Linked DNA regions of Homo sapiens: region 1 is linked to region 2. Evidence: chromatin loops called from intact Hi-C (ENCODE). Cell type or tissue: B cell. All regions are shown on one strand. Links, peaks and the distances in the headings refer to the core of each region. The heading gives the core; the rest is flanking DNA. Region 1 overlaps VDAC1 (voltage dependent anion channel 1). Region 2 holds the start of WSPAR (Wnt signaling pathway activating non-coding RNA).

Region 1 (14,526 bases), core at 2,597-10,596, 73 kb after region 2:
AGGGAGAAAAATGAGGGAGAGGAAAGGAGGAGGAATGGAGGAAAGAAATGACAAGAAAGATTAACACCAAATTCAGAACCTGTTCCAGGTATTATCAGCAGGGTCCAAACTACATGGCCCTTCAATCCTTGTTACTTAGCACTATCTGACCAACAGGCATACTACAGTGGGCTTATAAAACAACTATAATTATCCCACCGCCCAGAGAGCCTACCCAAATCTACTTCTGGAACCCCACTTTCCTTTTTCCTCTCACTGTTCCCCTGGTACAATTAGTCTATAGCACTGGTAGCATGCAGTAAGCTTCTTTGGCAATCATCCCTTTAAATGAAACCTCAATCCTGAATCCAACCTAAGGTCTTACATGTTCATGTTCATAGTGTACACACATGTGTAGTGTGCATGTACATCCACAGATGCACACAACAAACTGACATTCCCTGGAATAACCTGATTCAGGGAGTAGCTGGTAGTCTTAGATTTCCAGGGTTCAAAAGTGGTTATACACTAGAACTATAATACGCCGTGGACTGGCCTAGCCAACTGTGCAGAGGAAACCTGCAAACCACTTTTCCTATTTCTTTGTCTTTTTACAGTGGGGCTGATTTATAAGTTAGTTTTGAGAATCTGCCAGAAATAAGTATCAAGCATTATGTCCACACTGGAAAAAAGGATGGAAGAAAATAGCAAAGAATATGTGTTAGCCTCAGCCTTTTTCCTCCTGCTTGCTACATCTCATATTCTCCAAATGTTTTATAATGACCCCATACTCCTTTATAAACATTTAATTATACTTTACATATATCCATTTATATATACCCACTGTATTATATAAACATTTTATAAGCAATGACATAAATCAGCAAACCAGCACCACAATTTTTTTAAGATAAAGAACCGATTTCACACACAAGCAACACATACCTGGCTTTAGAGTCTGAGTGTATCCTAAACCTATCAGGCTGGAGTTGTTCACTTTAGCCTAATCAAGGAAATGACAAAACAGAGAAAACATTAAGTATAATACTTTGCACTTCCATCTCCAAAATTAGAGCTTTTTAGTCAACCAACCTTGGACTTTAGAATCAAAATTTTTCATGACCACCTTGTTCATGAGATTCATTAAATTCAATACAAAATACATCAATTTTAGGTGCATACCTTTCTGTTCAAAGGGTGTGCTGAGATCTGACACCCCTCATAAGAACAAAGCAGAGAGAAGGAAGGCCTCTTAGGGGCCAGTGTCCTTTTGCTCATATAAATAATGAGGCTCCTTTTCTCTTGTTTTTAAGTGCTTGCTGTTAAGGGAGCCAAATTCGGTTCTAGTTTAGGAGACTTAAAAAGGGCTGTCCATAAATTACACAAACCAGTACAGACACCATTCTGCAACATGAGATTCCCTCATTTCACCCCAAAGAGATACAGCCGCCAGTGCCCTGTGACAACAGAAATGAGCCCAATAGGATTTACTGCAAAAACTGTGTAGTAGTTCGAGGGCCTGTGAGCAATGCCAGAGACTCTGCAAGATGCCAACTGACTATTGATTTCTTAATATGCAATGCAGGAGCTGAAAAGGAGAATGAAAAGTGAGGCGGGGCGGGGGGAATTATCAATTAGAACCCTAGATTTCAGAGTGCCCCTTTTAACAGTCCGCATGATAGAACAGGAACTGGTATTAATGGAAGAGGCTTAACAGTAAGCCAGTCTGGTTCAAATCCAGCTCCCAGCACTTTCCTGCTGTGTACCTTTGAGCAAGTTACTCACCTAAGTTTCTAGTTCCTCATTTGTAAAAACAGAGATGATTGGCCAGGGGCCATGGCTCATGCCTGTAATTCCAGCATTTTGGGAGGCCGAGGCAGGCAGATCACCTGAGGTCAGGAGTTCGAGACCAGCCTGACCAACATGGTGAAACCCCGTCTATACTAAAAACACAAAAATTATCCAGGTGTGGTGGTGGGTGCCTGTGTTCCCAGCTACATGGGAGGGTGAGGCAGTAGAATCACTTGAACCTGGGGGACGGAGGTTGCGCAGTGAGCTGAGATCGTGCCATTGCACTCCAGCCTGGGCAACAAAGGGAGACTCCGTCTCAAAAAAAAAAACAAACAAACAGAGATGATTGGCCAGGCATGGTGGCTCATGCCTTGTAATCCCAACATTTGGGAGGTTGAGGTGGGAGGACAGCTTGAGCCCAGGAGTTTGAGACCAGCCCAGGCAACAGAGTGAGACATTGTCTCTACTAAAAATTTTTTTTTAATTAGCCAGGCATGCTGGTGTGCCTATAGTCCCAGCTACTTGGGAGGCTGAGGTGGCAGGATTACTTGAGCACAGGAGGATGAGGCTGCAGTGAGCTGCAATTACACCACTGCATCCAACCTGGGCCTTGTCTCAAAAAAACAAAAAATAAAAAAAACCCAGAGATGATTAAAAAACCAAAGCACCTATTTCAAATGGGATTAAACACAGTAATCTACACAAAAGGCTCTGCACAGTGCCTGGTACCCATAAGAAGTACTAGTAGTATGATCACTGTACTCATTTGGCACTCTTTTCAAAGTGAGAACATCTCTCACTTTGTTTTTGTTTTTTTGAGACGGAGTCTTTTTTTTTTTTTTGAGATAGAATCTCACTCTGTCACCCAGGCTGGAGTGCAGTGACACGATCTCAGCTCACTGCAACCTCCGCCTCCCCGGTTCAAGCAATTCTCCTGCCTCAGCCTCTCGAGTAGCTGGGATTACAGGCACACGCCACCATGCCCGGCTAATTTTTGTACTTTTAGTAGACAGGGTTTCACCGTGTTGGCGAGGCTGGTGTCAGACTCCTGACCTCAAGTGATCTGCCTGCCTTGGCCTCCCAAAGTGCAGGGATTACAGGCGTGAGTCACGGCGCCCAGCAGCATCTCTCACTTTGAGTAAGCTGAAGCACAGCACTCCAGCAAACCTGAAGGATTCCAACATAAAGAGCAGATGGGCCTGCCTGTGAGATGCGTGATTCCACAGATACCCACCGAGAAGCAGGCGTCAGGGTCAATCTGATACTTGGCTGCTATTCCGAAGCGCGTGTTACTGTTTCCTGCTGTCCAGGCAAGATTGACAGCGGTCTCCAACTTCTTGTTCACTTTCTGGTAAATGGAGCCGCCAAACTCTGTCCCGTCATTCCTGCAAACAAGCACAGGACAGATGCTGAGCTTCCCAGGGAGGTGAGCTGCAGCCCAGACAGATCCACCCAAGTCTCCCAGAAGACAGGGATGACAGAAATGGACTGAACCAATACTGGTATTAAGGGAAGTCAGAAGTTCACCAAATTTCACAAAACAGGTACTAAATTACAGGAAGTCTGATAAGTATGGAACAGGCACCTAGCCAGGCACAGTGGCTCACACCTGTAATCCCAGCACTTTGGGAGGCCGAGATGGGCAGATCACTTGAGGTCAGGGGTTTGAGACCAGCCTGGCCAACATGGTGAAACCCTGTTTCTACTAAAAATACAAAAATTGACCGGGCTGGTGCCATACGCCTGTAATCCCAGCTACTCAAGAGGCTGAGGCAGGAGAATCGCTTGAACCTGGGAGGCAGAGGTTGCAGTAAGCCGAGATCGCGCCACTGCACTCCAGCCTGGGCAACAGAGCAAGACATTGTCTCAAACAAAAAAAGAAAAAGCCAGGGGAGAGGGGGTACGTGGTGACTCACGCCTGTAATCCTAGCATTTTGGGAGGCCGAGGCAGCAGGACTGCTTGAGCCCAGGATATAGCTTGGGCAACAGAGCGAGATCCTGTCTCTATAAGGAAAAAAAAAAAAAAGAAGCAGCAAGTAGAGCACTGAGATTCTGAGTGATTTATTTTTACTGCTACTGATGTTATTACTTTTATAAACGATTCTACCAGAAAAATGGCATGGAAGTCCGGGTGCAGTGGTTCATGCCTATAATCCCAGCACTTTGGGAGGCCAAGGCGGGCAGATCATTTGAGGTCAGGAGTTTGAGACCAGCCTGGCTAACATGATGAAACCCTGTCTCTACTAAAAACATAAAAATTAGCTGGGCATGGTGGCAGGTGCCTGTAATCCCAGCAACCTGGGGGGGTGAGGCAGGAGAATCGTCTGAACCCAGGAGGCAGAGGTTGCAGTGAGCTGAGATCTCACCACTGCACTCCAGTCTGGGTGACAGAGTGAGACTCTGGCTCAAAAAATAAAAGTAAAAATAAAAAATGTTATGGAAAGAGAAGAAAATGAGAAGAGAACACAGCCAGAAATGGCAAGAAAGGTGGGGCTGCACATATGCCTCAGAAGGCAAGTTAGAGCCCTTGGCACAACCTGCTGCAGCCACTGCTGGGGAGATACAGTTGGCACTGACCCAGCCTCTTGGAGGAGCAGCACTTCAAAAGAGCTTAATCCACAATTCATCTCGTCCACCTGTGCATACTCCTCACCCATGCTGCAACATCTAAGCCTGGCAGGATTTGAAAGGGAGCTTTTTGCTACATCATAAAATGTCTCCCTCTTTCAAAAACATTCAGAATGAAACCCCAGCTGGCCAAGCTCCCTCCTCTCTTACAAACACACTGAATGACTCCAGTTGCTGGGAATATCCCTTTCCCTTCTTCAGTCATTCAAATTCTCCTCTTCCTCTTTTGGGGCCCTGCTTAAGCTCTCAGAATTTGAAAGTCTGCCCCACCCAGCTGAACAGCCTATACAAACTCTGCAGTCACTGCCACCCCTAAAAAGGCATACGAAGAGCTCAGAGTCTACACTTTGTCCTCTGTCGGGCTGGGGTCGGCACAGATCATAGACTGTCTCTCATTACTGCTTTCAGATTGTTGTTTATACACACAGTGCATACTGGTGCCTGGTCAGAAGCAACCTTCTCCATGGAGGGAACCACAGAAAACAAAAACAGTTAAAGTGGCTGCCACTGCGGAGCTGGGATGAGCAGGCTGAGGCAGGCTGGAATCACTGCTTTTCATAGGCCCATCTGTACTGTTTGATTTTACAACCATGGGTTCAGACTCCTTTGATTAAAAAAATTAAGAAAAATTTTAATGCTGCAATTTTTTAAAAAGGAATGACCATCCTCCTTGCATCAGATGGTCTTCAAGCCTGCCTAGACCCTCTCAAACATCTTTAACATAAAATCAGTGTCTGAGTTCTGCCTCATCATTGTGGGCATTTCCAGTGGAAATGGCATTGGTTAACTGTGAGTCAGAGCCCACGTACTTTGGAATCCAGCAAAGGGCTTCAGGACCTAAGAACAAAAACTCTAGTCTTCACAAGACACTCTCCCTAAATCAGAGAATACATTCTAAATTTTCTTTTTTTTTTTTCCCCAAGATGGGATCTTGCTCTGTTTCCCAGGCTGGAGAGCAGTGGCAAAATCATAGCTCACTGTAACCTCAAACTCCTGGGCTCAAGTGATCACAGGCATGTTGCCACCATGCCCAGCTAATTTTTAAAAAATTTCTTAGAGACAGAGTATTTCTATGTTCCCCAGGCTGGTCCCAAACTCCTGGCCTCAAGTGATCCTCCCGCCTCAGCCTCCCAAGTAGCTAGGATTACACGTATGAGCCACACATTGTAAATTTTCGTTTCCCCATGAAATTCAGCGAGACAGACATTATGCTTCTAGAAAGTACAGGGAGACCCAGGCACTGCCTGATTCACAGAGAATCCTGTCTTCTGTAGACAGCCCAAGTATGCTACAATAAAACAGCAGCCTGTCAAAAATAAGATTTTTGAATGACTTTAGTAATATATTCAAATGGGGAAGTTTCTTGGGCTTACATGTTTTTAAAAAAGGCCAGACTTTTCAGAATATCCTAAAACCAGGAACACAATACTGCCTTCCTGTACAGAGCTTTCAAAACCATAAACAGAAGGCAGATGCAGTGGCTCACACCTGTAATCCCAGCACTTTGGGAGGCCAAGGCGGGCAGATCGCTTGAGCTCACAAGTTCAAGAACAACCTGGGCAACATGGCGAAATCCTGCCTCCACAAAAAATACAAAAATTAGCCAGGTGTGGTGGCATGCACCTGTAGTCCCAGCTACTTGCAAGGCTGAGGTGGGAGTATCACTTAATCCCGGGAGGTGGAGGCTGCAGAGATCGTGCCACTGAACTCCAGCCTGGGTGAGAGAGTGAGACCCTGTCACCAAAAAATAATAATAATAAATAAATAAATACACAGGTGGAACTGTTCAAATTCATCTATATGAAGCACAAAGAATTTCTGTTATGCATTTGGGCCCCTGCAAGCACCAGGGCAACCCAGATGAGTTGTGTCAGCTGCCTTCACGCTGGTTCCAAAAATAAACCATACCCACTTGTTGCTTATTTAAAATGCTGAAGCTCAGATATGTGGGGGAAATGGCTAACAGCCATTGTTCCTCCTAGAATTGGTACTGAAGAATTGGTGCCAATGCCCAATTTCAAACCAAGGAAAACACTTCCCATGCCAATCAGAATTCTACGTTCAAAAACATTTCTATGCATGTGGTATGTTTCCTATAGCTTTTTAGTATGTTTCACCTCTTCTTAATTAAACATATAATAAAATTGATATTTTCTTTGCTTTTTTTTTTTTTTTTTTTTTTTGAGACGGAGTCTTGCTCTGTTGCTCAGGCTAGAGCGCAGTGGCGTGATCTCGGCTCATTGCAAACTCCACCTCCCAGGTTCAAGCGATTCTCCTGCTTCAGCCTCCCAAGTAGCTGGGATTACAGGCACCCGCCACCACGCCCAGCTAATTTTTGTATTTTTAGTAGAGATGGGGTTTCACCTTCTTGACCAGGCTGGTCTTGAACTTCTGACCTCGTGATCCACCCGCCTCGGCCTCCCAAAGTGCTGGGATTACAGGCGTGAGCCACGACGCCCGGCCAAAATGGATATTTTCTTGGTATACATTTTTACGAATTTTAACACACGTACACAGATTAATGTAACCATGACGACAGTCAGAATATAGAACAGTTCCCTCCCCGAAACTCCCTCAGTCACTGCTTTGTAGTCATACCCTCCCCGCCCCCTGCCAACCACTAGATTGTCCATCTCTATAGTTTTCCTGTGACTTTTTAGCTGTAACAGATTCCAAATTAATGATAAAAATTCCTCAAAAAATTTATTAATGGAAATATTAGTTTACACATTAATATCACTGATTTGCCTTAAGTTTAAGAAGTTACTTCTTTAGTGACCTCTAGTGGAAAGAAATAAACATGGTAACTCTGCACCCAGCTTGTGCCTGTCACAGGTTAATTCCTCATGAAACTAAATAAAACAAGGTTTATGGATAAAACAAGATTCATGAATGAAATGTGTTTCCCTTAACTTAAATCATCAATCTACTTCAATTCTCAAGGGGCTCTCTCCTAACCTATAATCACTGTTTCCCTTCACCATACTGTCCAATAGTTACTTTTACATGCTTCACTGTACAGAGAAGATAGTTTGTAACTGAGATAATCAGCTCCTAAATTTGTCTACCATGTCTACATGTCATCAAGCCCAGCAGGCTAATCCTCAGGCATTAGACAGAGAAAGAGAGCTGTTTTGTTAACTAAAACAAAAACTGCAGGGAATGGACACGCTCTGGACTGACACCATGTCCCTGCTGTAATTAATCAGCCACTTTGTGTACCTGTGGCAATATATACTGTTCACAGAGTGGAAAGGATCTAAGACACTCCAGGAAATGGGTAGGTGGGAAACAAAAGATAGCAGCAGGCCATGTGGCTCATCTAATGCCAACAAACTCACTTTACAGTGGTTAAAAACTGGGCTTTCTTAAAAAAAAAAAAAAAAAAACAGTGAAAAGCAATCCCCTTACCACACATGCTCCAACCCCACCCCTCCCACCCTGCTGCCCCCATGTACACTTACACATTAGTGTGAAGCTGGAATTCATCAGTCTTGTAGCCAACTGCAAAGTTGCTCTGGGTCACTCGGGATTTTGCAGTCTCAAAATTCATCTGGTAGCCGGCCAGCCAGCCCTCGTAACCTAGCACCAGAGCACCCCGGATGGAAGGCCCAGCAATGTCGAAATCCATGTCGCAGCCCAGGTTAATGTGCTCCCGCTTGTACCCTGTCTTGATTTTAGCATTTTTTTTCCTGAAGGAAAATAAGTTATATTAAGATCAGAAGCTAACTCACCTTGAAATGCAAGTTGTCTTTTTTTTTTTTTTAATCCCAGGTCAAATAAAGGGAGTGGGGTGGGGGTGAAGTCAGGGCTCCAGTTCTCCCTTAAGCCACTGCTGTACCACAATGAGCAGGACACAACCTCTCTTCCACAGGGACTCAGTCTGCAGAAACCCCACAATAACGAAGTGAGAACACAGACAGGAAAAGCCTGAAAAATAAATACGAAGTAACTTTCTTCTCCTATCCTCTTTGTATGCTTAACGTAGCAGCCTACACAGGCATTCATTAGGTAGAAAGCCACCATGTAATTATGAAACAGATGCATCTTTGATATTTTCCAAACCTGTGGAAAAGATTTATCTGCCATGAAGGCAGCTACCTAAATAGCAGCTTTTAAAGAGACGGTTTTCTTCTTACTCTGTGGCTCACATGGTTAAGTAAGGAAACAAAGGCTATGTTCCCTCTAAGTGAGTACAACAGTAAAATGGATTTCAATTCCATATTCATGAGACCCCAATGAGTACATATTTCAGAGAACCGGGTACTGATGTAGAACCTGGAACTCTGCAGTCATGGGGGCCAGGAAGTGTTAGTTAGCCAGACAGTATCCCAGGTCCAACCTGATGATACCAGATGTGAGTCTATAAGCAGTTCAGTGTCTCTACTGCCGGTTCCTCAAGACCCAGCATCCCTTAGGAAGAGCAGGTGAATAGTGTCACCTGCAGACCTATTATTACCATGTCTTTTACCAAAAGTACACACTGGAGAACAAGATCACATCCAACAAATACAACATGGATCATTTTTATCTGATTGTCTCTATCATTCAGTTACAAGATCGACATCTCCCACAGGAAGCTGCATTCTCAGCAGAGACCACAGGAGGAACCAGATCCACTCAGAGCCTCAAGGACTACACAGCACTGTTCACTTCTAGCTTTATTCACATTGAGATTAATGCTTCATCCTCAGCACCTAGACCATTTCCTCCTAAATGGAACCAGTGCTCCTTGGAGAAATGGCCAACTACAGATCTTAGGCAGGAAATGTACACAGTAACCTAAAACATCTATCAAAGCTATTGAAGACTACTGGGGTGGAGGCAAAAGGACTTACAAGGTAACCTGAAGAGGCTCCCAAGGGCTTCGACAATGGAGCAATGTGAGCCTCAATAAGAAAAATATTAGCAATAGGCTGAAACATATTAAACAGTATGTTTATTCTAGGCATTATAATGACACTCGGGGCCAGGCGCAGTGGCTCATGCCAGTAATTCCAGCACTTTGGGAGGCTGAGGCAGGTGGATCACAAGGTCAGAAGTTCGAGACCAGCCTGGCCAACATGGTGAAACACCGTCTCTACTAAAAACACAAAAATTAGCTGGGCGCGGTGGTGGGCGTGTGTAATCCCAGCTACTCAGGAGGCTGAGGCAGGAGAAACGCTTGAACCCGGGAGGCAGAGGTTGCAGTGAGCCGAGATCGCGCCACTGCACTCCAGCCTGGGCGACAGAGTAAGACTCCGTCTCAAAAAAAAAAAAAAAAGAATTATAATAACGCTCAAATCACATAGCTGTCATCTTTAAAGACTAAAGAACCAACCTGTTATTTTAAAAACAGCAAAAGGCCAGGTGCGGTGGCTTACGCCTATAATCCCAACACTTCGGGAGGCCGAGGTGGGTGGATCACCTGAGGTCAGGAGTTCAAGGCCAGCCTGGCCAACATGGCAAAACCCCATCTCTACTAAAAATGCAAAAATTAGCTGGGTGTGGTGGCACATGCCTGTAATCTCATCTACTTGGGAGGCTGAGGCAGGAGAATCACTTGAACCCAGGAGGTGGAGGTTGCAGTGAGCCAAGACCGCGCCACTGCACTCCAGCCTGGGTAGCAAGAATAAAACTCAGTCTCAAAAAAAAAAAAAAAAATCATGAAACAATCATGTAAATTTGAACAGACTAGAGATTTGACAATATTAAGAAATGATCCACTGGGCGCAGTGGCTCATGCCTGTAATCTCAGCACTTTGGGAGGCTGGGGCAGGCGGATCACCTGAGGTCGGGAGTTCGAGCCCAGCCTGACCAACACGGAGAAATCCCGTCTCTACTAAAAACACAAAATTAGCCGGGTGTGGTGGCCCATGCCTGTAATCCCAGCTACTCAGGAGGCTGAGGCAGGACAATCACTTGAACCCGGGAGGCGGAGGCTGCGTGAGCTGAGATCGCACCATTGCACTCCAGCCTGGGCAACAAGAGTGAAACTCCATCTTTAAAAAAAAAAAAAAAGAAAAAGAAATGATCAACTTTTTTCAATATAATAATAATATCATGGTTATGCTCCTTTAAAATGGATTATTGCCATTTAAAGATACATAATAAAATATTTACAGCTGAAATTAAGTGTTGTTATTTACTTAAAATAGTATGTGCGTGGAGGAGTGTTATATTTATGGCTGTATAAATAAAACATGATTGGCCACAGGTTGGTAACTATCAAAGCTGTGTGATAGGAATAGAATGAGGGTTAAACATATTTTTCTGTATATTTTTGTATGTTTCAGATTTCTCATTAAAAAAAAATAAAGGTTAAAAATTCCAAATTCTCAATGAGACAAGAATTTTAGAGGTCACAGCTGAAAATAAAGCCAGCACCCCTCCCAAGTGATGTAGGAAAATAGCCTGTTCCATGGCAAGAGTGACACCGTCTTGAAACAAAATCACCACTGATACAGTTTCGATGCTGTATCTTCTGAATCTCATGTTGAAATGCAGTCCCCAGTGTTGGACCTGCTGGGTGGTGGTTAGACCATGGGGGTGGATCCCTCATGGATTGGTGCTGTCCTCCCAATAATGAGTTATGAGATCTGGTTGTTTGCGTGTGGCACCTCCCCACCACTCTCTCTCTCTTGCTCCTGCTCTTGCCATGTGATGTGCCTGCTCCTGCTTCATCAATCACCATGACTAAAAGCTTCCTGACGCCTTCCCAGAAGCCGAGCAGATGCCTGTGCTCTGCTTGTACAGACTGCAGAACCATGAGCCAATTGAACCTCTTTTCTTCATAAATTAGCTATCCTCAGGTATTTTTTTCTTTTTTTCAGACAAGGTCTCACTCTGTTGTCCAGGCAGGAGTGCAGTGGTGCGATCATGGCTCACTACAGCCCCTACCTCCTGAGCTCAGGTGATCCTCCCACCTCAGCCTCCCAGGTAGCTAGAACTGACTATAGGTGCGCACCACCAGGCCCAGCTAGTGTGTGTGTGCATGTGGGTAGACGGGGTTTAACCATGTTGCCTAGGCTGGTCTCCAACTCCTGGGCTCAAGCAATCTGCCTGCCTTAGCCTCCCAAAATGCTGGGATTACAGGTGTGAGCCACCTCGCCTGGCCAGGTATTTCTTTAGAGCAATGCAAGGACAAGACTATAGGCGCTCACCACAATGACCAGCGTGTGTGTGTGTGTGTGTGTGTGTGTGTGTGTGTGTGTGTGTGTGTGTGTAGATGGGGTTTCACCATGTTACCTAGGCTGGTCTCCAACTCCTGGGCTCAAGCAATCTGCCTGCCTCAGCCTCCAAAAATGCTAGGATTACAGGCGTGAGCCACCTTGCCTGGCAAGAATAGCCTAATACAGCCATGACGACCAAGGAATGCATCATAGACAATCCCATAAAAGAAACAATGCCAGCCGGGCACAGTGCCTCACACCTGTAATTCCAACACTTTTAGAGGCCAAGGCAGGTAGATCACTTGAGCTTAGGAGTTCAAGACCAGCCTGGCCAACATGGCAAAATTCCATCTCTACTAAAAATACAAAAATTAGCTGGGTGTGGTGGTGCACACCTGTAGTCCCAGACACTCAGGAGGCTGAGGCAGAAGAATCGCTGGAACCCGGGAGGCAGAGGTTGCAATGAGCCAAGATCACGCCTCTGCAGTCCAGCCCGGGTGACAGAGTGAGACTGTCTCAAAAAAATAAATAAATAAAAATTTAAAAAGTAAAGATGCTTATCTAACCTCCCTTTGGTCACAAGTTTTGCAAGAGTTTTCTGCAAGATGGTCTAAGACATGCACATGTCTTTACTCTAAAAGCTTGCTATATAAAGAATACTTTCTGGAGGATGAATGCAGGGATCCACTGTCTCTTGGCTGCTTGAGACATCGCTTCTATTTGTAAGTCTCTATTAAATGTTTCTTTCTGAGAAACTGGATTTGTCAGTCTCTTTCTTTGGCTGCTCAGCTCCCTCAGCAGTTGGGAGTAGGTGTGCACAGACCTGCTCACCAACAGAACAAGTGACAATGAAACTTATGCCTTGGAACCTCAATTTTGTTCAAGTTACTTCTGTACATTTTGGCAAGGTTTGAAGGAAAGGAGTAACAACCAAATTATCTCTCAATAAGAAAAATCCAAAACTGGTCAGGCGTAGTGGCTCACACCTGTAATCCCAGCACTCCAAGGAGGGCAGATCACTTGAGGTCAGGAGTTGGAGACCAGCCTGGCCAACACGGAAAAACCCTGTCTCTACTAAAAATACAAAAATTAGCAGGACGTGGTGGCATGTGCCTGTAATCCCAGCTATTCAGGAGGCTGAGGCACGAGAATTGCTTGAACCTGGGAGGTGGAGGTTGCAGTGAGCTGAAATCACATCACTGCACTCCAGCCTGAGCGACAGAGCAAGATGTCTCAAGAAAAAAGAAAAAGAAACCTATCTTCATCTGCCTGCTCTTTGGGGAAAGAAGTCTGGGTTTCAGCCAAGTATGTGATTGGCACCAGGCTGGTTGAGATGACTGATGATTAGACAGCTGTTGAGAGGCTGACATTTACAAAGGGAAAAGGAAATATAAAATCAGGCATCTTCTAACCATCTCCTTTTTCAATTTTTAATAAAAAGCTGCTGATGATCACAAACTATGATGCCTATGGCAGGGCCTCTGACCAGTGGTGTGCACCACCTGCACCAGTTGACATGGCACCCCCACCCACTGTCTCACTGGATTCTGGCCAGGGCCCACAATCCCCAAGAGAAAGGGCAGTGCTGGGGAGTGGCTCAGGCTTCTCTCCAGGTCTCTTTCTAACACTGCACACCATGTCTGTGGAGTCTTCCTCTTTCAGATATTATTGGGATTTATTTTTAAGCTATTTCAACAGTAGTGCTAATTTGACAAGCACCCGAGAGAGGCCTGACTGATTTGTGGTTAACAAGCAAGCTTTATTTGTGATGGATACTCAGCGTGGGTGCTGGTCCTTATTGAGGTCTGTGGCCTCATCCAGATGTGGTCTACACTCCGCTCCTCCTGGGAGCCAGGTGTTTTCCCAGGCTGTACCCTCAGTCACTTTGGAAAGCCAGCTTTCGTTTCTAATCTCCATGATGCACCACCAGAACTTTCCTCAAATACCCAGTAGCATTATGTACATCTAGCACCCAGAATTTTAGTTTTGTTTTTTTTTTGAGATGGAGTCTTGCTCTGTCGCCCACATTGGAGTGCAGTGGTACCATCTCGGCTCGCTGCAACCTCCACCTCCTGGGTTCAAGCAATTCTCCTGCCTCAGCCTCCTGAGTAGCTGGGATTACAGGTGTGCGCCACCACACCCAGCTAATTTTTGTATTTTTAGTAAAGACAGGGTTTTGCCAGGCTGGTCTCAAACACCTGACCTCGTGATCCACCTGCCTCAGCATTCCAAAGTGCTGGGATTGCAGGCATGAGCCCCCGCGCCAGGCCTACAATCTTAGTTTCTAAATATCATTCTCCAACATAAAGAACCAAGGCTCCTTGGAGAAATGGCAGATAGCAGGACTGGGGAAAAACAAGTACTAGATGAGCGTGGTACACTTTCTAAAACCAGAAATAAAGACATGCTCTGAAAAACGACAGAGGTTTGTCAAAAAGCACACAGAGTGTATTCTCCCAAAGCCCATATCTGGGACAACTTGAGCGACAAAATAAATGACACTGTGCATTATAGCCCATAGAGTAAATGTCCATGCATCTATACTAATATAAATAAATAATTGATTAAATAAATACATGGGGAAGAAGGAATAGCTCTTCCTTACGGTAGAATACCAATTAACAAGTGAAGGAAGGATGGCAATAGAAAATTACCATTTGAGGCCAGGTGTGGTGGCTCACACCTGTAATCCCAGAATTTTGGGAGGCCAAGGTGGGAGGCAGATCACTTGAGTCAGGAGTTTGAGACCAGACTGAGCAACATGGTGAAACACTGTCTCTACCAAAAATATAAAAATCAACCAGGGGTGGCAGCAGGCACCTGTAGTCCCAGCTACTGGGGAGGCCGAGGAGGGAGGATCCCTTGAGCCAGGGAGGCAGAGGTTGCAATGAGCCGAGATCATACCACTGCACTCCAGCCTAGGTGACAGAGTGAGACCCCATCTCATAAAAACAAAAAAGAAAAGAAAATCACCATT
Region 2 (16,585 bases), core at 4,867-12,866:
GACAGGCCGGTAGTATCAGTCTGCCAGCAGCTGGTTCACGGGGCACATGCTCAGTGAAACCTCCTGAGACAAAAGCTCTCATAGATGGGGCATAAGGGCTGCCAAAAGTTATGAACTCAATGCTGCTATGAACACCCTTCCTCCATGCATGCCTTATAGGATTAGGTGCGGTCTCTAAGCTGGAATGCCATGTGTAGATTCTGCTCTAAACCTGAGAAATAAAAGTATTGACATTATTGAGAAATCTATTGAGATTACCTCCTTCCAGATTAGTATTCTAGTCTCTAAAACAGGATCACATTCACTTAAGGGGACATGGACCCTGATGAACTTCGATGCTGTGAGTGAAGCGAAAGCACTGCAGCTGCAGCCACAGCAAAGCAACAGCACGGAGTGGGAAATGGATTCATGCCCAGCAGCCATGGGGGCCTGGCAGAGAAGGGCAGAGGTTATAGTGTTGGAAAGCTAGTTTGGGGCCTGTTGAACATTTCCAGAAAAAGGAGCTCGAACTTGGTTCTGCAAGCAAGGAAGGAACACTGATGTCACCAGAGCAGGGCTTGGTGTGCTTGCAGCGGTGCCTTAGAAAGCCACCTTTCTAAGGCACTCAGGAGGGCGATGTGTGCAGAAGGGCACCTTAGGGGAGTGTGTCAGGACATGGCTTCTCACGGGCTCTGGCTGGACACAGGGAAGCTGTGGAGGGTCAGGTGCCCTTAGTTTGGCAAGACTCAGGAATTGAGTCCCAGGAGCCGCTGCCATTCCAGGACAAGTCTGTGGAAGCCCAGTTGTGAGAAGTAGGTGAGGTGCGGGGAGGGGAATGCAGTGGGAACGGTGGAATGGTCTGAAAATTACAAGCTATCAGAGAAGTTTTCTGCCTAGTTACACTTTAGCGATTTGGATCTCCAACACTAATTTGAATATTAATTATTTTGAAAAAAGCATACACATGCAAATATTTTTCCTTTTAAACACCTGTCACCACCATCCTGATAAATGGCTTGCTCAGCAGCCCTGCTTGCATCCAGAAGCTCAGCCCAGCCATCCCCCTTTCTGCACAGTCTCACCGACTCCTCCCTCCACCAGGGCCTCATGTAGCACTCTGACCCCTCTTCCCTGGGTGGGTCTGGTCTCCCAACTCTGTCCTCAAGCTCCCCCAAAAGAGAGGACCACTCTGCCCTTCCACTGCCTCCCCCAGGACATTCTCCACCCACTCGGCCAGCACCAGGTGCTTCGGTGGCTGATCTCTCAGCTAAGTTTGCCAAGTGTCTCTAAGGATGTCATCCGGCCACCTCCTCCAAGCATGCCTGGGGGCATAAAGGCTGGGCCTGAGGGTCCCACCCAGAGAAAAAGAGTGAGGGAAAACCTGAGACAACAAGGAGTTTCTGGACTCCCAGGCAGCGAGTAGTGGGCGGTACCAGACAAGATGCTCACTTGGGAGCCTCTGGGGAAGTCGGTTAGAGGGTAGGCAGTGTGCACACCTCCTATCTCCAGGTCTTATTGCCTGCCTGGCTAGGACTGCAGGGAAAGTTCTGCAATCAGGGGCAGCTGAGATGTTCCTGGAAACCAGTGAGGATCACAATAGGTGCAATGGTCATGATAACGGCAGTGGTGGGAGTTGATGTTGACTGAGCCCTCCCTGCATGCCAGGCACTGTGCCACCTACTTTCAGGGCCTCACTTCATGTAACCCATACGACAGTGCCAAGAGATGAGTGTTATCATCTTCACCTTGCCTTTGAGAAAACTGAAGTCTAGAAAGTTCATGCCACTTGCCCAGAGGTGGCACCAGGATTGACCCTCTTCTGAAAGAAGCGCCTGCCTTATTAACCTCCTGCGCTGTGGTGCTCTTGGCCACCCCCACACCCCGCCTCTCCCTGGCATCTCATCTTTGTCCCTGTACTCTGGCCTCTGCTCTTCTCTCCTGTCCTCGCTGCCCTCCCTGGTACTTTCTTTCTCCCCTCCCCTGAGCAGGACCCCAGATCTCATCCTGACCTCAGCCAATAGCCCCAGCTGTGGATCCCACATCCACCTCAGAGGCCCCGGCCTGGCTGCTCCCATCTGCAGCCTTAAGCTGTGCTCCAGCTGGAATCCACAGGTGGACAGGGCCTCCTTCCCCTGAGTAGGAATGTGTCACTGAGCCATGCCTTCTGCAGGCGTTTGGTGAGCATGTGCTGTGGCCAGCGTGATGCCAGGCACAGGTGGAAATCCCACCAGACCACAACCCTTTTCCTCTGGCCTGTGGTTCTCAGGCTGCTCTCTGATGGAGCCTATAGGCACCCTGACACTCTGTCTTCACCAGTGAACCTCCTCAGGCATATGGTTACACCAGAGTCAGCTCTATGCCAAGAGTCAGAAGTATTACTGCCACTGACACAGGTGACCTCTTGTCCCAGCCAGAGATCTCCTGCGGATGCAAGAGACGGAGGTCAAAGGCAGGTGCCGGGCCATGGTGAGTGACTGCTCCATAAATGAGGGACCACGTAAGTTCTCAAATGCAAGAATGAGTATCAGGGAGAGGGGCCAGAATTGCCTTTTCTCGGGTATTTATTGAGGAGGAATGCAGAGAAGTCCCTTTCTTGAAGGAGGCAGTCACAGAGTAAGCCTTTTATCTCTGCAGCACTCTGTGATTTGCAAAGTTTTGCACGTCCATTATTTCATTCTCATCTCTCACAAAAACCCAGTGGATGAGGCAGTCCTGGGAATATTGTGCTGAATTTACAGATGAAGAAACTGAGGCTGAGATGGGAAGCAAATTCCTTAATATAACACAATTAGCAAGGGACAGAGACAGTGCCTTCCCTTCCCCACCACTACCACCACCACCACAAAAAAAAAAAAAAAAAAAAAAAAAAAAAATCAGGTGAATTTCTTAGGCCCTGTCTTCCTGAAGAGAGTACATGGCTGTGGGGAGGGGGTCTTTCTATGTCTAACTGCCACATGGCAGAGCTGGCTGCTTCACATGCAGAGGAAGGACACTTGTCTGCATTTCTGAGCTGGAGGGGTCATTGCTTAGGGCTTGGCAAGCAACCACGTGTATCTCTAATCCAGATCTGGGAGGGGGAGACTAATTGCCATTTGTGACCAACCAACTCTCAGCAGTGACCAAGCTCCTCCGTGACAAATTACGGTGCCTATTACTCCCTTGGCCCCGAGGCCTCCTTGGTCTCAAAGTAAAGTTCTGAGTGCTGTGGTGGCCGGCGCTAGGGCCCCTGCTGCGTGGCCGGCACCGCCCCTCCATGCCCCATGGGATGGAGACGCTAATTTATTCAGATATGTGACAGCTAACAGGCTTATCTAACTACAGTAAAATCATTTTCTGAATTATTCATGTGATATTTGAAATCATGATTGTAGGAACAAATTAGCTACCCAAAAACTGGAAATGAAGGCTGCCTCATTAATAATGCATTGGGCAGGGCAGGCAGGATAGCAGGAGCTCGGAGGACTTGGCTCTGAGCATACTGATGGGGGGAGCTCCATTTCCAGCAGGCCCTTCCAGGACAGGCATCACACATGCGGCCTCCAGCAAGAGTGCGTGAGTCTGGGCCACTCCACGCATGTGTTTCCTCTTTGAGGATGGGTGTGTTTGGCCCTCCCGGGGTCCCTGCTTTTCTCCTGTGGTGTCCCCAAGGCTTACCTTCATCTGGCCAGGAGTGCTCCATCTGCCCCTCTGACCCTCTGCCTGCCCAGGTCATGAACGAGCTGACTTCACATCACAGAGGTGAGGGAGACTTGACACCGGCCTCTGAGGGCGTCTGGCTGGGAGACCTAGCACCTTCCCTGATGAGCAATTGGATATCCTTCTCTCGTCCTGGGGAAATCTGCCTGTGGATCGTGGAATACACAAGACCTCAGAAGTCACAGGCAACTCAGGCCAGTTCTCACAGTGGTTGTGGTGAAGCAAAGGCAGCACCAGCAGCCAGTCTCTGTGACTTTTTATAATTGGAGGGTGGGAGGCAAGAGTCCAAACTTCCTTATCTGTGTTAGATCTGGTTTCTCAGGCTGTGCACCTAAGGTCTTGGACAGGGGGCTGTGGCACGTCAGGGCCTCACAGCTCTGCCAGGCCTGATGGGAAAACCTGGGCAAGTCAACAGCCTCTCTGGGCCTCAATTTCCGCCTCTGGCAAATGAGATTAGCAGGACCTGATGTCATAGGATCATTTTAGAAGGAAATACATGAGAGCCCAGTTGAGAAAACTCTTCAGAAAGTATCAGTGTGTCACAATGTGTCATCAATGTGGTAAATCAGTGCTGCCAATTCATTTATCCACCTAATTACACTCTAATTGTTCCACAATAATTAGATGATTATAACAGTAATATCAGTCATAATCTCTTTAGCCACATCTCTAATGCCAAGTTCTGGCCCTTTGAGATCTGGAGACCCCTCTGGGCTCATGTCCTAGGTCTCCCAGGCAGTCCTGGACTGGCAGCATTTGAGAGGGCTTCTCCCTCCAGAGAGGCTGCCTACTGGAGGTTGGTTTAGCAGGTTGGATGTTTCCATAAACAGAGGTAAGTACAGCCTCAGAAATAATAGGGGAGGTGACAGGTCCAGCTGTAACATGAAGTTGCTAAGGGCCAGGCACGGTGGCTCACGCCTGTAATCCCAGAACTTTGGGAGGCCGAGACGGGTGGATAACTTGAGGTCAGGAGTTGGAGACCACCCTGGCTAACACGGTGAAACCCCATCTCTACTAAAAATACAAAAATTAGTTGAGTGTAGTGGCAGGTGCCTGTAATCCCAGCTACTCAGGAGGCTGAGGCAGGAGAATCGCTTGAACCCAGGAGGCAGAGGTTGCAGTGAGCCGAGATCACACCACTGCACTCCAGCCTGGGTGACAGAGGGAAACTCAGTCTCAAAAAAAGAAAAGAAAAGAAAAGAAAAGAAAAGAAAAAGAAGTTGCTAGGACCCCACTAGAACCCACACTCAAGAGTAAAGCTAGAGCCCTGGCAACCCCTCCCAGGATAACGTCAGAGCAAGCTGGCTCCACGCCCATGACAAGAGTGCAGGGGTTAAGATATGGAAGAAGAGGAGGCACCACATGCTGACGGAGGCATTCAGACTGGAGGAGGGCCTGCAGCCTCCAGGTCTGACAGTGGCCTTCCAGAGGGCCCCAGGGGACAGAGGCTTTTGTGCTGCCTGGAGCGACTTCATCTTATCACTGTCTCCCACCCGCCATGTTCAGCAGCATCCCCCAAGCCTTCTGCCAGATGGTAGCTCCTATGCGCCCAATGGCCACCTCCTGGAGCCTCGTCAGGCCAGACCCAGCCACAGTGAGCGCGTTAGACACCCACAGACCTGACAGCAGTGCCATCTGCCAACACACAAAAGGGTGAGAAGTCAAGATCCACCAGGAGGCCACAGGCAGAAAGGAGCGGTTTAAATGCTCAGGCCCAGCTTCTCAATACATCAAGTAGGATGGTGCCCCTGCTCCCAAAGCACGCAAACAATTTCCTCATTTTTTGTGCAGGCAAACAAATACATTCCTTAAAACATTAATGGCAAGAATGTATTTGATAAGCAGATTTTAGCTACTCTTGTCACCAATATAAGCAACTATGTGAGATTTGTTAATCCGCTTCACTATAGATTTGTTAATCTGCTTCACTATAGTAACCATTTTACTACCCGTATGTATCCCATGGCATCGTGTTGTAAACCTCATATATGTGCAATAAAATTTATTTTTTAAATATACATATTATTACCTTGGGAAAAAAAGCATATTTGAAATCCACAGGGATGGGCAGAGATAGTGTGGGCATTTGCCACCAAGGTGACTGAAAGACAGAATGTAGGCCAGGCGCGGTGGCTCACGCCTGTAATCCCAGCACTTTGGGAGGCCGAGGCGGGTGGATCATGAGGTCAGGAGATCGAGACCATCCTGGCTACCACAGTGAAACCCCATCTCTACTGAAAATACAAAAAAATTAGCTGGCTTGGTGGCGGGCGCCTGTAGTCCCAGCTACTCAGGAGGCTGAGGCAGATGACGTAAGTAAACCCGGGAGGTGGAGCTTGTAGTGAGCCAAATCGTGCCACTGCACTCCAGCCTGGGCGACAGAGTGAGACTCCGTCTCAAAAAAAAAAAAAAAAAGACAGAATGTAGTCACCTTGTCAGCTCTGCCAGCCTCGACCAGACAGGTGATGCTGAGCTGTACTGTGACCTCAAAGTAGCTACATAAACCTTGGGGGCTTAAGAAGGTTGCTAGAAAAACAAAGAACTGTTCTTGAATTCAACCCAGCAAAGGCTTGCTGCACACCCACTGTGCACCCAGGTTGCTGGAAGCAGAGATAGAAAGGGAGAGGGTCAGGAGGAGACAGCCCCTCTCCACAGCCCTTGCAGACTCCAGTAGAAGCCAGATGCAGCTACGGTCAGGTGGTCTCAAGAAGGCCTCCTCGGCTGACCTTCTCTGCTCCAGGGTCTCTTTCCTGATACTGCCCTCACTTCTCCCACCTAGCTTACTCCTCCTCATCTTCAGAGCTCAGCTCCCTCGCCACTTCCTCCGGGGAGCCTTTCCTGACTTCAATGACTGAGTCGACCTCCACGCTAGGCTCTCCCAGCACCTCGTGTGTGCCTCTGTCTTGGCATTTACCACCACTATAAATTCACATGTGCTCAGGTGATGAACAGAGGCTGAGCTCCATCAGAGGAGGCTTCACATTTGCCTCACAGAACATACTCAGGATACACTTGCTGAACAAATGAGTGAAGAGTGAGTGAATATCTCTTGGGTGCCTCTCTGGGGTCCAGAGCCCAAGTGAAAGATTTCCAAACTGACTACAGATAATAAGAACAAGGGCAGCTGGGTGTGCTGGCTCACGCCTGTAATCTCAGCACTTTAGGAGGCTGAGGTGGGCAGATCACTTGAGGTCAGGAGTTCCAGGCCAGCCTGGCCAACATGGTAAAACCCCACCTCTACTAAAAATACAAAATTAGCCGGGCGTGGTGGCACATGCCTGTAATCCCAGCTACTTGGGAGGTTGAGGCAGGAGAACTGTTTGAACCCAGGAGGCAGAAGTTGCAGTGAGCGGAGATGGCACCACTGCACTCCAGCCTGGGTGACAGAGCAAGACTGTCTCAAAAATAAAAACAGCAAGGGCAAACGGGCCACCTCCTATGGGGCCCTCAGTTCCAGGCACAGAGAAAAACACCCGGGAAAGCCTCGTGCCTCACTCCAGGGAACGGACCACGTGGGGGTGGAGACGGAGGCCAAGAGGTCTCCGGCTCAAGTGCCCAGTGAGCCTGTCCTGTAGAGAGTCCTGCCAGGTGGACCAGGAGCCAAGAAGGCTGCAGCATTCATCCCAGAAACACACTGGTAGGGGCTTCAGACTTTAGGAAGAGCAACCAGCCAAAATCCGTGAGCTGTCTTGAATTTAAAAACAGAATAAGGGCCTGGACCTTACCCCTGACAACTCAGTATCAGCCCATGAGGTATAAAGTAGGTCACTTCCTCCCTGGTGCAGAGGTGCTGTGTATTTTTATAACTAGGTTTGATCATCATCAAGTGATGAGCTTATAACATTGTTGTCCCTTAGGGCATGGCCTCAATTTATGAGCCTTATTTTTAACTGGAATGGAACAGGGCTGGATCAAACGCTACTAATGTGTTAAGATCCCCTGGGCGTCACGTACGGTGTGGAGTGATCGGTCCAGGTGGGTGGTCTGGCCATGCAAGGTAGGGCAGCGCCTAATGACTCATGCCTGCTGGGTACCTGGGCATCCTCAGGGCTTTTCTGTGGGGCATTCTCAGCTCCGAGTCTACCTCCTCCTGCTCCTCTTCCCTTCAGGACTTTATCATCTCTAGGGGCCTTCATTGGCTCGAGAAGCAAGCTGGGCTTATCAAGTATTAGAGGCCACAAAGGATAAGAGGCCTCGCCCATGGTCACCTGGTGCCTCGGTCAGAGCTGGAGTCCAGCCCTAACCCAGGGTCCACTACTCAGGGTTTCTGATCCTACAGAGGCACTGGGGCCTCCAGCAAAGGGAGCATGCAGCCTGAGAGACAACAGCGTTCTGAGGCTGAGCACTGCATAATGCAAGGGCGATAAGAACAAGGACAGCAGGGCCCCATCCTGCTGGGATCTCAGCACCAGACACAGGGGAGGGAGGAAACGCAAATGCCCAGAAGGCCTCATTTCACACGCCGGTGGACCATGTGCACCAGAACTTGTTTTGCTCTCCTCCTGGGCCCTCAGTTGCAAGGCATTTCCCAGCTGCCCTTGTGGCTAGAGGTGGCCATGTACCTGGGCTCTGACCAGCAGAATGTGGGCAGAAGTGATGGGCTTGCCAGCCTGGCCCATCCAAACCTTCCACGGGAGATTCACCCTGCTGCTTTCCACTCTGGCTGGAATGGAGATGACCCCTTAGTGATGGGGGGATCACTAAAGTCAGAGGGGTCATGACACAGAAGGGGGCCTGGGTCCCCAAATCACTGCCTGGAGGAGAGCTGCCTGACCAGGGTCACTCTTACTAGACTGGGTGTGAAAAGGAAAGATACTTTATAGTGTTATTGAGCTCAGCTACGAAGATGGCAAGGATTTTCCATCTCAGCAGCAAGTATTTGCCCTGATAGACCCCAGGCACTGCAAGGGACTGTGACCAGTAGCTCCTGGTCTCCTTTCCCAGCTCAGCTGGCTGCAGGCCCAGCACTTTAAGTCACGTTTCCTTCACAGAGTGATAGTTGAGGATCAGGGACCTGGCGAGGGTCAGACATCAGCCACACAGAAAAGGAACAGACGCCCTTGTGGGCTCTGTCCTGGCCAGAACCTTCCCATGGGTAGAGACACTTTGGCTCCAGGTTGGGCCTCCCAGGCCCATGCACATCTCATGGCAATGGGAGGTGGGCGGTCCTGGTGGAGACTACCTGCCCCTCTAGAAATCTGGCTCACCATGCAGCATACCCACTAAGGGACGCTCAGAGTCCTCACCTATCAAAAAACAAGCCAGCCCAGAGGGCTGCTGATAGCGTTACCGGGAGAACTGAGTGATATGACAAAGGAGGAGATGGTTTGAAAAGTCAAATAAGGAAGGGTCTTTTTCTCTGAGGGAATCTCTATCCTGGAGGAAGGGATCTTGCTGTGGCTTCTGTCTTGGTGATGATGTTGACTCACTGCAATCAGTGATCAGCCTGAAATGTGTCTAAAGCAGGTGTCCCCTTGCTCGGAGCAGCTCATGGCTTTTCTGTGAAGGAGAGTGTGAGCACTAGCTGTAGGACTTCAGCCTTGGCCTCTCTGACCTCAGCCACAAAGGGGGAAGCATATTGGTGAGGATTAAATGAGGTGCTGCACAGAAGGTGCTTTGCACACAACAAGCACTTACTAAATGTTAGCTGACATGCTTAGAAGGAAGTGGAGAAGAGGGCGGGACCAGAAGACCCTGGCTGAGGCTGTAGAAGCCCCTGGACCTCTGTACTCTTCCCTCTTCCAAGCCACAGGGGCAGACTGCCGAGATCGAGCCCGCAGGCCTGGGGCTCGAGAGCTAAATCTTGTCAGACAAAATGACTATCCAGCCCCTGAGTCGTAGCTCTGAGCAGCCACGTCCACAGTGGGGAGCCTGCCTGCGCAGGGCTCCATGTGACTCCAACCTGCAGAAAGGGCCTAGTGGGGTCCAGCCAGGCAGATGGACTAGAGACCCTGCTCTGTGGGAGGCAAGACCCAGCCACAGGAGGTTGGGCACCAGCCACAGGAGCGCCAGACTGCCTCACAGTCAAGAGCTGGCGAGAAGCCCACTGTGCTGAGGGGAAAGCATCTGGAAGACCGAGATGGCAGGCCCTGAGCTTGGAGCAGGTGCAGGCTGCGCTCACAGGGCACAGAGGAAAGCCCAGAGGCCTTCCACCTTCCCCCAGAGGCCACGGCCTCACATAATCTCTGCAAATGGGCCACGGGGCCCCTAGCAGCATGCTAAACAGATGAAGGCCAGGCCAACGAGAGAGGCACCAAGGGCATCTTCAGAGGCCACCCTGGGAGCTGCACCAGAGGGACCACCATCTCCCTTAACTCCGCTCTCACTGAGCCCCAGCGTGGGTCACCCAGGGCCAAGAGTTACTACTCTGAATTGTTATTCTAACTGCTCCTTTGTCCCTAGGCTTTCGTTATACCTGGAGAACATCTCCATTTTGTGCAAAGAGCCTGACCCTCCCTGCCCTCCCTTCCCATGGCTCACACTTGCTTCTCCCATTTTGGTTCAACTCAGGAAATATTTCATGGTGCCCACATTCAGAGGCCTGGGAATTAGCGCCCCCTTCTCCACCTGGAATCTAAACCAGTTGATGAATAAGACACTAAAGCAGGTAGGGGACCAAAAGGTCACCTTTATTTCTAAATAGCCTGAATTAGAGACCATGACTTGTGTCTAAGGGCAAATGGCTTTCTCCTCTTCTACCTCAAAATGAAGGAGACTGTCCCATCGAGTCAGGTGAGGACACGCCATAGGACTGAGAACAGTTAGGAGCACACACTGTCGAGAAGCAGCCCGGCTCCCAGGACCAGGAGGAAAGAGATGGGCAGGTGTACATGCCCCTTCCTGTCCCACACCTGTCAGCCAGGAACAGCCAGAGTGGGGCAAGAGGCCAGGAGCGACCGGGAAAGCAGAGGTGTGGGAAGTGCTATTCCCCTAACATCATGGCATAGACAAACACAAACAAGCCGGGGGGAGGAGGCACAGAGCAGGGGTGGCTAAGAACACAGGCTTTGGCCGAGTGCGGTGGCTCACACCTGTAATCCCAGCACTTTGGGAGGCTGAGGCGGGTCAATCATCTGAGGTCAGGAGTTCGAGACCAGCCTGGCCAACATGGTGAAACCCTGTCTCTACTAAAAACACAAAAAATTAGCCGGGTGTGGTGGTGGGCACCTATAATCCCAACTACTCAGGAGGCTGAGGCAGGAGAATTGCTCGAACCCAGGAGGTGGAGGTTGCAATGAGCCAAGATCATGCCACTGCCCTCCAGGCTGGGCAACAAGAGTGAAACTCAGTCTCAAAAAAAAAAAAAAAAAAAAAAAGAACACAGGCTTTCCGAGTAAGGCCTGTGTTCCACTCTTGGCTTCACTAGCTGTGTGACGCTAAGTTTCTTAGGCTTTCTGAGCCTCAGCTTCCTCCTCTGTAAAGTGAGGATAGCCACACACCTGCCTCACGGGGATTCTGAAAAATCAAAAAGATAATCCACACCAGGCCTTAACCCAATGTCCTGTACGTGATGGTGGTGGCTGTTATGGTGGTCATTGAAATTATCTGAGCCTCTCCTTCAAGGCCTCACAGTCCAGGAGGCAGGTGGTCACAGACAGGACATCACCACACAGGAGCAGAGCTGGGTGGCTGGACCCATGCTCAGCTGGGCCCATGTGGGAGGTGCCATGATGGAGGGTTGGGTCTGGAGGCAGCAGCGTGGGGCAGGCGTCTGGGAGAAGCCATTATTTCAACTGGGCCTTGAACAGTAGATGGGAGCCAGGGGTGTGGTTGGGGCAGTGAAGGAGGTTGCAGGAAGGAGAAGGATGAGGGAGAATTCCAGGCAGGAAACAGCATGGACGAAATGGGGACAGGTTGAAATTAAGGCTTATTAAGAGCCTAGGAAGCAGCTGCTGGCAAAGGATGGGTTCATGTTGGGTGGGATAGAGGAAGCTATGGGAGAAGCGGTAAGAAGGTGGTTCTGGCCCACCTTGAGATGGGCCCCTGCTGGGATTCTGAAGCCAGGGGGAGCCAGTGCTGGAGGGGAGACATTCACTCAGTACGTGCCAAGCTCTCACCACCCTAGCACTGATGCACAGTGAACAAAACAGATGAAAACCCTGCTTCGTGGCAACTACACTCCAGTGGGACAGACAACAATGAGCAAAGCTAAGAGGACAAAACACGGATCATGTCAGTTACCATCGGAAAGAGAAAGTAGGGAAGGGGAGTAGGTGGTGTCGAGTAAGGCTCACAGAGAGGGTGACAGCTGAGTAAAGACATGGTCAAAGCTGCATGCTCAGGAGTTTGCTTAGGTGATGATATAGTGAATGAATAGGAGACAGGGGAAGCTGGACAACTGGGGCCACACTGAGGGGCTAGGGCAATGGTCGGGTTTGGGGAGCCCTGTCCCCCTGCAGGCTGAGCCCAGTGGCTCCCCAAGCTCACAGTGGCAGGGTGGGTGGGTTCTATTCTTAGACACACTCCCGGAACTGAGCTGTGAGGGTTACTTCTAGCAGGCCTGGAATTCATCTGGGCTGTCTTACTAAAATAAGGGCTGTACCTACACAGTGCTGAGCCCTGGTCAGGTTGAGAAACTTATGGATTAACAGTGTTGTTTTCCGGCCATGGAGCTGCAGGGCAGTTTGTACCAGCTTGATGCATTGTTTATTGATAACAGCGAGATTGATGACTTGCACCTGGTCTCAATGAGGCCCCCAAAGGGCACTTCCATTGGTGTGGTACCCTGACAAGAAATAGGCATATGTGACCAGCAGGATATCAGAAGCCCCGGCCAAGACTGCATTTCGGGTTTCCCGGTTCTGGGGCATTCCGTTCTCATGTCAGTGGTTCTTGATTCAAGAAATTGCAGCCAGGATGCTCTTTCACAGGGAGGACAATCAGAGTTCACGCCCGGCCTCTTCAGACTGCAATGAGGCATTCTGGCAGTGATACAATTCCTGACTGTAATGCTATTGCTGTCTTATATCCTCTTCTTGCAATAAACCATAAATGTGTAAGCACTGTCATTTGGGTCCTGTGCATCTTCTTTATCCATCGAACCCTGTCTAATTGCCACCCTCAGTGCTTTCTCTAGCACTCTTCATGTTTCAACCGCTGGGCAGGGTTTCTCTGCCTTTCTAAATTAGATCTTAGAACCAGGCCACCATTGCAGCCTCTTTTAAATTTGTCTTTCACTTTGTACTCCAGAACCGGTCATTGTTGGTGAGATGGGGCTCACTCAAAATTTGGAAATGTTTCCAAATTCTGTGGGGGAGAAAGTTTTTCTGAATTAAAACTTGTGGTAGTGGAGACTTGAATTTCAAATCAGATTTTCTAACTGAATTGAAGGCTATGCAATCAAGCAAATGAATGACTAATGAAATGATTATAAAGCACTTTGCAGAAATGTTATGTAAATGCAGGCAGAGAATAACAAATGTGATGACAGTCACACTGCCATTGCTTCTGATTTGGGAGAGTGCAGTTCCGAGTCCTCCTGCAGGGACGCCAGGCGTTGGTATTCAAAAACACCTCATTGTCTTGACAGCTCTGAAGCTGGGCCCTTTGGGAAAAGTTGGGTATCCTAACCAGAGGGCTTGGGAGTTGCCTGTAAGCCCAGGTGTACACTGTGTCCTACTCGGCAGGCAATTGAGACGGCTTCAGGCGGGGCTGCTGGGAGAAGTTCTGCAGCATGTCAGGAAATGGTCCCTCCAAGACCCCCCTTCCCCAGCAAAAGTGACCTGCGGTGGCAGTTAGACAGGGCTCAATGGCTAAACAAGACACACAGGACCAAAATGACAGTGCTTACAAGTCTACGGTTTATTGCAAGAAGAGGATATAAGACAGCAATAGCATTACAGTCAGGAATTTTATCACTGCCAGAGTGCCTCACCACAGTCTGAAGGGGCCAGGCATGAACTCCAATTGTCCTCCCTGTGAAAGGGCACCCTGGGTGCAATTTCTTGAATCAAGAACCACCAACATGTGCACTCAATGCCTCGGAACTGGGAAACCCGAGATGCATAGATTTTCAACCTCTTATGAAGCTCAAGAATATCTGCTCACATACCTGCGCAGGGGGGAGCAAGGACTCTGCTACCCATGTCCTAGGTTGGTCCACGTTCATTACAGAAATGGCCGAGGCCCATGGACTACAGGGGCATACAACACTGGGGAACTAGAACTCACTGAGCAGCCAGACAGAAGAGTGGACCAGGCATAGTCGTCCCAGTGGTTTTAACCAGAAAAGGCTTCCAGGGGAGGTAGGGGTCAAGGAGGGCCGGTTAGAGCCCAAGCCAGCTAAGCTTCTTGGAGGGACACTTCTAGGGGATGAAGGAGTGAGAGTGGAAGGTTTCATAGAGAGGGTCAAGCATCGCCCTGCCCACACTGCTTGTTTCAAAGTGCAAAGATCCCATGGCTGGAGTTAAATGCTCCCCATGGTTGGGATGCTGCCTGTCCCTGTTCTTCACAGTTCCAGGCTGGGGATCCACCTCTGCCATGTAAGATGGAATGTGGATCCGCATGGCCAGGTCTGTACACCATCAATCAGATATGAAGCAACTCTGGGGGCTACCCCATCTTACTTCCTTCCACTCTGGAATTATTTGTGCTAGAGGGTACCTTGGAGCAGTAATTTCATATACCAACAATGTCCAATCAAGCACTGTAGAACTGCTGTTCCACAATTAAACTCTGTAGCCATAATTTGTTTATCAATAAAATGTAGGCCAGGTGCGGTGGCTCATGTCTGTAACCCCAGCACTTTGGGAGGCCAAGGCAGACAGGTCACCTGAGGTCAGGAGTTCGAGACCAGCCTGGCTAACATGGTAAAATGCTGTTCCTACTAAAAATACAAAAAATTAGCCAGGCATGGTGGTGCACGCCTGTAATCCCAGCTACTCAGGAGGCTGAGGCAGGAGAATCGCTTGAACCCGGGAGGCGGAGGTTGCAGTGAGCTGAGATTGCGCCACTGCACTCCAGCTTGGGCAACAAGAGTGAAACTCCGTCTCAAAAAAAATGTAAGGCCAGGCATGGTGGCTCATGTCTGTAACCCTAGAACTTTGGGAGGTCCAGGTGGGAGAATCTCTTGAGCCGAGGAGTTCGAAACCAGCCTGGGCAACATAGTGAAACCTTGTCTCCACAAAAAGTTTTTAAAAATTAAGCGAGTATGGTGGCATGTGCCTGTCATCCCAGCTACTCAGGTGGCTGACGTGGGAGGGTCGCTTAAGCCCAGGAGGTCGAGGGTGCAGTAAGCCATGGTGGTGCCACTGTACTCCAGCCTGGGCAACATAGAAAAACCTTGTCTCAAAAAATGAAAAATGAAAAATTTTTTTTTGAGAAGGAGTCCTGCTCTGTTGCCCAGGCTGGAATGCAGTGGCGCAAACTTGGCTCACTGTAAGCTCTGCCTCCCAGGTTCACACCATTCTCCTGCCTCAGCCTCCCGAGTAGCTGGGACTACAGGTGCCCACCACCATGCCCGGCTAATTTTTTGTATTTTTAGTAGAGACGGGGTTTCACCATGTTAGCCAGGATGGTCTCGATCTCCTGACCTTGTGATCTGCCTGCCTCGGCCTCCCAAAGTGCTGGGATTACAGGCGTGAGCCACCAGGCCCAGCCAAAACGTAATTGTAATTAAGTTTACTTTCCAAAGAAGAAAAAACACTCAGAATCCAAACAGGACAGGTGGAATCAAAGGCTTCTTCACAAAGATGCGTGGGGTAATGCGGAACCCCTTTTCTTAAGAAAAGTTTCTGCTCAGAGGGGATCCTGGCCTTGCTGTTGCAGCTGTTATAAATCGTCCATGGGCATGAAAATGGAGATGGTCTTTGGAGGCCCGGGGAGAGATAAGGAGAGTAACAGACGCCACAGAGGCCATGCTTGGCTGTGGGTTGCAGAGATCTCCATCCCGATTGGAATAGTAATTGCTTCATTGGATCATTGCTTCGAAAAATAATGCGGTGGGGGAGCAGAGGCAGCCCGCTGTGAATTCCAAGCAGGAACATACTGAACTGCTCCAGAGAGAGGGAACTCTGCAGCAGGGAGCGCCTGGAGCCAGGAGTCCACTCACCCCAGCAGGAGGACTCTCCAACAAGAATTCGCCACTCCTGACCTGGAATGTGGAGATGGGAATGGCCAGACGGGCCCTGGACCTGGTGAAGGATGTCAGGACACTACAGCGTCACTGCTCCTGGTGGCAGCCACCATCTCTTAACCCCTCAGGGAGAGTTAAGATTCAGGTCAGCACCTAGAGCAGCTACCTCAGAGTACTTAATGCCAATCCCTGGGCAAAGAACTTCTACACTAAATTCCATTCTGTCGTCACCACGCTGGGAGGTGGACATTACTATCCTCATCTGACAGACAAGGAAACTAACACTACAAGGAGATTAAATAGCATGACAAAGTCTCCATCCTGGCTGAACTTTGGATAAGATCTACGTTTGGGATTCTTCTTGGTGATGGATGATGCCTAGACCAGCCCCAGACACCCTCCCAAGCCTAAGCTCCCCTCTCCTGTTCTGACATCCCCATCCCACCAGGAACCCAAGCTTGTGGCCATCGTGCCAGGAGGACTTCTTCCAGGTTTTAGTATAGCCTGAGTGACCTCTAGGAGTCCTTGGACCTGAGCTAACTCCTGTACAATTTTGGCCGGTTGTCTGGTTAATAAATTAACAATTGGTAATGATAACAGCTAGCCAACATTGTTGGTTATATGCCAGCCACTAAGGTAAGCATTATCTTATATGGCCCTCATAATCTCTCTATAAGGTAGAGTTATATAATCCCCATTTTATAGAGGGGGAAACTGAGGATTAAGCACGTGAGTCACCTGTGGGAAGGCAGAGTCTGGAATCCAGGGGGTTCGATTCCAAGGTCCATGCTTTTAACTCCTGTGTTTTTTTGCTCAGTTTCAGAAAACCCAGTTCAC

What was found. Hi-C counts contacts between places; a loop is a spot of excess contacts. Peaks named below come from ENCODE experiments on the same cell type or tissue, not always from the same donor. Only the 100,000 strongest peaks of a DNase experiment are listed, where the experiment ranks them.
Region 1: a loop joins it to region 2, with 28 times the contacts of the local background. A loop is called at or near these places in 2 of 110 quality-filtered maps.

What each region holds. Positions count from the first base shown.
Region 1 is chr5:133,972,867-133,987,392 of GRCh38, forward strand. It overlaps VDAC1 (voltage dependent anion channel 1), which reads right to left. Exons shown (of 9, transcript NM_003374.3): 6 at 7,863-8,090; 7 at 3,005-3,155; 8 at 925-982. Among named protein-coding and RNA genes, the nearest start is that of C5orf15, 12 kb to the left of the region's middle. RefSeq lists a silencer at 1,298-1,498. In B cell, for the core only: CTCF peaks have their summits at 7,135 (motif pointing left) and 7,337; DNase peaks (open chromatin) are centred at 4,645 and 7,195; H3K27ac peaks cover 2,216 bases.
Region 2 is chr5:133,897,613-133,914,197 of GRCh38, forward strand. WSPAR (Wnt signaling pathway activating non-coding RNA) reads left to right here and starts at 16,065. Exons shown (of 3, transcript NR_131252.1): 1 at 16,065-16,384. RefSeq lists enhancers at 2,058-2,558, 3,472-3,971, 7,552-8,053, 9,167-9,667, 9,668-10,168. In B cell, for the core only: no CTCF peak of the experiment used is centred there; no DNase peak of the experiment used is centred there; H3K27ac peaks cover 344 bases.